Regions from separate parts of the Mus musculus genome. Here region 1 is linked to region 2. A link is a loop called in an ENCODE intact Hi-C map of the cell type or tissue named here. Cell type or tissue: heart. All regions are shown on one strand. Links, peaks and the distances in the headings refer to the core of each region. The heading gives the core; the rest is flanking DNA.

Region 1 (2,815 bases), core at 189-2,688, 370 kb after region 2:
TTAGGAGAAATGTTAGTCGTGGGCGTGTAGTGTTTCAGCGTTTTAGACTGCGGATGGGGAATACTACAGAGCTTTCTTTATGTATTATGTGTGCTCCCATGCTTCAGGGGATCTGATGCACTGATCCTCAAAAGGCTATTCCAAGCGAGGAGGAGAGCTTGCTGTATATCCAGTACAGACTATACACACAACAGCAGAGCCCTTCTCTGGGAGGCAGAGACTCTGGTTCCAGAGCTCAGCTGTCAGTCAAGTGTGACCTGACTTGAGCCAGTTTCCTCCAGGCTGCTCTAATGAGAGAGCCTGAGTCAGGGATCTCACTGCAAGTAACGGTAGTGACTCTAGCTAAGAATAGCCTGAAATTTGCTGTCACTGGGAGACCAAAGAAAAGCTGGGATACCAAACTTGGGACCCAGGAGAACCCAAGGAAACCAAGCACAGGAATCATGGCAACGTCGATCCCTACGGACCAAATCATTAGGAGCCTGCTGTTTCCCCATGGTCACTCACTATTACAACTCAGCCTTGAAACACATGTTCCAAAGGTTCTGAAAACAACGCTTGGCTGAGCCAGGGTCCTGGTGCACCAAGAGGAGAAGACTTGGGTTCTGGCATGGGACTTTAAACAGAGAGAAGAGGAGTTGGGAACATAGCTCAGCTGGAAAACTGCTGACCTGCACGCAGAAAGCCCTGGGTTCAATCCCCTGCACTGAATAAACTGGTGTGCTGGCACACGGGTAATCCCAGCACTCAGGGAGTGGAGCAGGAGAATCAGAACATCAATATCATCTTTGGCTACATAGGATATTAGAGGCCAGCCTGGGTATGTACAGGAGACCCTGCCTTCATCATCATCATCACCATCACCATCACCATCATCATCAGCATCATCGAGGAAACAATGGCAGATCGTGTGAAGACAGGAATTCCTTTATATTCCAAATTCCCCAAGCCAGGAACATCAGCATCTTCAGAGACACTACAGCTTGGGTCCAGACTGGCAAGAAAATGTAGTGATACATGGGAGAGAGGGAGTTACCTAAGTCAATGAATCTACCTTCTTATGGTGTGTGGGCTTTGTCTACATACAAACCCACCATGTCTCCTTCCCATACCATCACAGTCCTTACTCTTTCCTTGGCTCCCACTCCAGCCTCCTTGCCAACCTTCACCCACAGATCCAGTCCCACTACCCAAGGAAGCTGCAGTCCTGCCGGCCCCCTCCTTCAGAGAGCCATCACTAATGTCCCTTTCACAGTGAACCTTCAACATCAAAACTGTCTCTTGAGACTCTTAGTAACAAACAAGCCACCGCCCCACTCTGGTCTGAGAAAACTTGTCTGTCCCTTTTCCTTTCTCTGGCTAGAGACCACCAGAGCCAGAGCCAGTTCAAGGGTTGAGGGCAGCCTCTGCTCTATAAAGTTCTGCCTTGGAGACTGCAGGGAGTCAGCTGTCTGAAAGATTTAGACTGAGTTGGAGGGACACCATGTGGCCACAACTAGTATGACATTAAGCCTGAGACCTTTCTGTAGTAGTGTAAATACTATGACATTAGGGATACATCAAGAGGAAAAGCTAACATTGACACTTAACTATCTAACACCACCATTTTTATTTCTAATCCTTTCCTTCAATGTTCGCTGACGATTGCAACCACACACATGGAATGTGCCTTCCTTTCCGGTGGCATCTGACCCTCAGCATGTTCCACCCTCAGTCAAGGCTTTCACCACCACTCTCCCCAGAGCTGGTCAGTGCTTGGTAAATTCTAGTGTTCTCAAGTGGCAAGTGGGGCATTGAACCACTGGAGCGGCGTGGTGACTTAGAGCACCATCACCAAGTGGTACAGACAGGTTAAGCCATGGCCGTGCTGCTCATGGACTGTGGGGTCTGAACTTCCCTGAATCCCATTCTCCATTTCTGTCTAGTGGATGGAGGCGGTGAAACTATTTCCAAGGTTGCTAAGAGCTGAAGGAGACAGTGTCTGAGGAAATGTGCCTAGCACAGCGCCTGACCACAGCCCTGACACAGGCACCCCTTCAGGACAGGATTCCTGGACAGGAAGGGATCCCTGGAGCCACACACGCCTACGAGCTGGCTGAAAGCTGAAAAAATCAAATAAGGCAGGTCAGACAGGTAGGTCTAGAAGCTTACAGTACAAGTAAGATTTCAAGCAGGCCCTTTTGCCTCTTCTTGCCAGAACCATGAGCTATTTGTGCCTATCGCTCCTCCCAGCTACAGGAGAGACCAGCTTCCTCACTGCCTCCTCAAAACCAAGGCACTGAGAATCAAGTTAACCAAGACATCTCACACACATACACATGCAAACACATGCACGTACATATGTACTACACATACATTGTTTACACATACATGAATACACACATTTATACACACATACATCCACATATCTACATACATGTATACACATACAAATTCTCATACACACTGGAGCATCATGAGGGATCTGACTGAGGTAACTCTGCCCAGAAAGTTTCTTTAGGAATCACCTGACTCTGAGTGGACCCTAAGGAGCAAAATAAAACAGGGAAGAAAAAGCCAGACCCACATGAGGGTTCTCCCAGAGTCACCCTCCGGAGAGTCGGGCGGCACTTGGTGCAGAAGCCTTTTCGATGACCCTGTGTTGGCCACACTGTGAATTAAAATCGCTCCCTCCCCCTGCTCTCCAGTCCATGTCTTTTTGTATAAGGAGTAGGCACAGGGAGAAATAAGGCTCGTGAGCCACCAACTGTGACGGCTTTCCAGGTTTTCTCAGTGTAAGAATAGTGCAATGGTCAGCTACAGTAGGGACAGACCT
Region 2 (2,815 bases), core at 107-2,606:
CATTAATCTCATATGAGTGTGGCTGCCCTGGAACCTATTCACCTTCACTGGTCCACCTCTTAGAGATCTCCTGCCTCTCAATGCCAAGCTTCCAACACAGGAACCTTTAAACGGGACACACTCAAAACATAGCTAAGCCACCACAGCTGTCTACACAATTGTATGCTATTAATTGGTCGGGAGCCTGCTGTGTGTTGGGGCCTTAGATATATGTGATCCATCAGATCCATAGGATAACCTAGTGTTGACTCATTGTGCAACCCCTGTTTAACATGATGAGAGCAAGACTGTGACAGGAGAATGGTCCTACTGAAGGCTGAATCAGTGGAGCCAGGTTCTACTAGGATCATCAAGACTCTGACTTGTTATCACCCCTAGCTCGGTTACTGTTGATTTGAGTTCACAACTTGTGTGGCTCACTCCTGCTTTAGTTTGCCCAAGGCCATCAGAGGGAAATTTGCCCCTCTGCTGTGGGGGTTCTTGCAGGAGATAGTACAGATCTTAGCTGTCTCTATTCTGCTCACCACAGAACCTAGTAGGCTGTCTTAATTAGCAGAGCTGTACTCTAGGTCTTTGCTAGAGGAGACCACACTGACCATACATTCTCTACCACCCCACAATTAGTATCAGGAATGTAGATTAGAGAAATAAGATTCTGGAAGCTTTTGGATCATTTCTGGGGTTCTCCCTAGAGGATGACAAGCTCTGTAGAGACAGATTTTATACAAGTGCACTGTAAGCACCGCAGAGCTTCATCCTGGAGCTCCGCTTTACTGCTTTGCCCACACGTTACTGTACATAGAGCTCAGCACTTGCCTCTGTTGAGATGTGAAATGCCATTTTTAAGATTGTTATTCAATGGGTCCCCAAGGTCTCTGGCTGACCCACTCAAGAAAATCCACATGACACGTTTCTCTCAAATCTACTACTAATCCAAGGGAAAAAAAAAAAAACCCCAAGAAATCAATCGGTTCATTTCTACCTGAGAACTGTGAATTTCATTTCTAAGAATCTGTATGTTCCTTTTCATTTAGTTCAACAGGAAGCTCAGAACCCAACATCTGGGCTCACTTTAAGAACTGGGATGGAGGGCTAGAGAGATGGCGCTATGATTAAGAGTACTTGTTTCTCTTGCAGAGGACCCATGTTTTCTAACACCCATGTTGGGCAGCTACTGTCACCTGTAACTCCAGCTCTAGGGGATCTGATGCCCTCTTCTGGTCTCCACAGGCATCTTGTACTCATTTGGCAAATTTTCTCTCTGTGTGTCTCTCTCTCTCTTTGTGTCTCTCTCCCTCTCCATCTCCCTTTCCCTTTCCCTCCCCCCTGCCTCTTTCACACACACACAAATAAAAATAAATCCTTTTTAAGAACTATGAGAGAAAGCCTCAGCCTACACTTGCTTTCTAACTACCTCCAATCTATTGTAACCTTTAGATCTTCCTAGATGTTATTTATATTTTTTGGCAGATTTTAGGTTTTTCATAAGCTGTGTCTAATCCTTTTGGGGATTGAGGGGGGCTGTTTATCCTAATTCTACCTAATACAGCATCTAGTTATTAAGTCACAGACACCCTGAGGTGTCTGTAATCACTTGAGCAACTGCTCTGGATTTTGTGCCCTCCCTGGCTGGGTCTGGAAGTGAAAGGAAGGCCCCTTCTCATATGTTCTATGACTGTGGTTCCAAGAGCCCCAACACATCCAGTATTCAGAAGTTTGGAAGAAAAGGTGAAGACCCAGCCCTGCTTGCCAATGTTTTCAAACCATCTTTATTTAGAGAGGTGCATCTCTGAGTTCCTTCAGTGCACAGTGGTCTTCAAGAGTTGGTCAGATCCAGAGCCTTTGAGCTCTTTACCTCAGTCCACAGGATTTTGCCACAAAACTGATGCTGTAGGTATCAAGTATCAACATTTCTGGGTCAGAGGCCTTGTTGATGGAGGGCCAGCACAATTCAACAATGCAGGGTGTGAGGCATGTTGGGGAAAATGCTTTCAAAAAAACTCCTTTTCCTTATGTTGCTGGGATTGAACCCAGGGCTTTCTGCTTGCTAGTCAAGTACTCTACCACTTAGCTACATCACCAGGGAGTGAAGCTGCCTGCAGAAGGACAGAGTTTGGCACTGGAAAACAATTCCAGTGACAGATGCCCAGGACTGAGGTCAGCCAGGATCTCAGATTGGAACGGTACTACAGTATTAGGGGGTGTGAGCATTAGTAGATATGAGCAGGGCTTCCTAGCTCCTCAGTGAAGGGCTTCACAGAGAACTGCTACCATTAGGGGAGTATGCAGGAACAGTGGGCTCTGTATCTGCATTATTTGTCATCTGTTGTCCTTAACCTTCCATGCTATCAGGCTAGGCTGGCGGATTTGGTGAAGGAGAGAAAGAGAGAAACTGAGCAACCCTTAGGGGTGAGAAAACTGTCAATTACATGCAAATGAACCCATCTAATTGGAACTAGAAACACACCCAGGTGCAGAAGGGGCTGTTTTCTTGGGAGTGCTGATGCAGGAGGATGCTCAGGCACATAGACACTAGACTGTATTCTAAATGATTTTACTTCCACAGATTGTAGGGGTATCACATGCGCGTTCTTAGAGTAGACTGACACCCTCCTTTAATGGAGAACACCAAGCCCAGACATAAGAGGAGAGCATATGGGAATGGCTATGCTCTGACTGTGTGTCTTGAGAAATTCCCCAGCCTCTCTGAGCCTCTGAACCAGAATCATTGGTACCTGTAACATCCAATCAGCCATGGTCTTTGCCCCATTCACTACATCTCTTTCCAAATTCCTCTGTGTCCTTACCACCTTTC

What was found. A loop is a pair of places that touch in the nucleus more often than their neighbours do. Peaks named below come from ENCODE experiments on the same cell type or tissue, not always from the same donor. Only the 100,000 strongest peaks of a DNase experiment are listed, where the experiment ranks them.
Region 1: it touches region 2 in a loop (2.4-fold over the local background); 4 of 42 quality-filtered maps call a loop at or near these places.

The regions. Positions count from the first base shown.
Region 1 is chr7:111,181,151-111,183,965 of GRCm38, reverse strand. No RefSeq gene overlaps it. Among named protein-coding and RNA genes, the nearest start is that of Gm33098, 28 kb to the left of the region's middle. In heart, for the core only: a CTCF peak has its summit at 1,488; a DNase peak (open chromatin) is centred at 235; H3K27ac peaks cover 542 bases.
Region 2 is chr7:111,549,580-111,552,394 of GRCm38, reverse strand. All of the region lies in intron 5 of Galnt18 (polypeptide N-acetylgalactosaminyltransferase 18), which reads left to right. Among named protein-coding and RNA genes, the nearest start is that of Galnt18, 230 kb to the left of the region's middle. In heart, for the core only: a CTCF peak has its summit at 1,213 (motif pointing left); no DNase peak of the experiment used is centred there.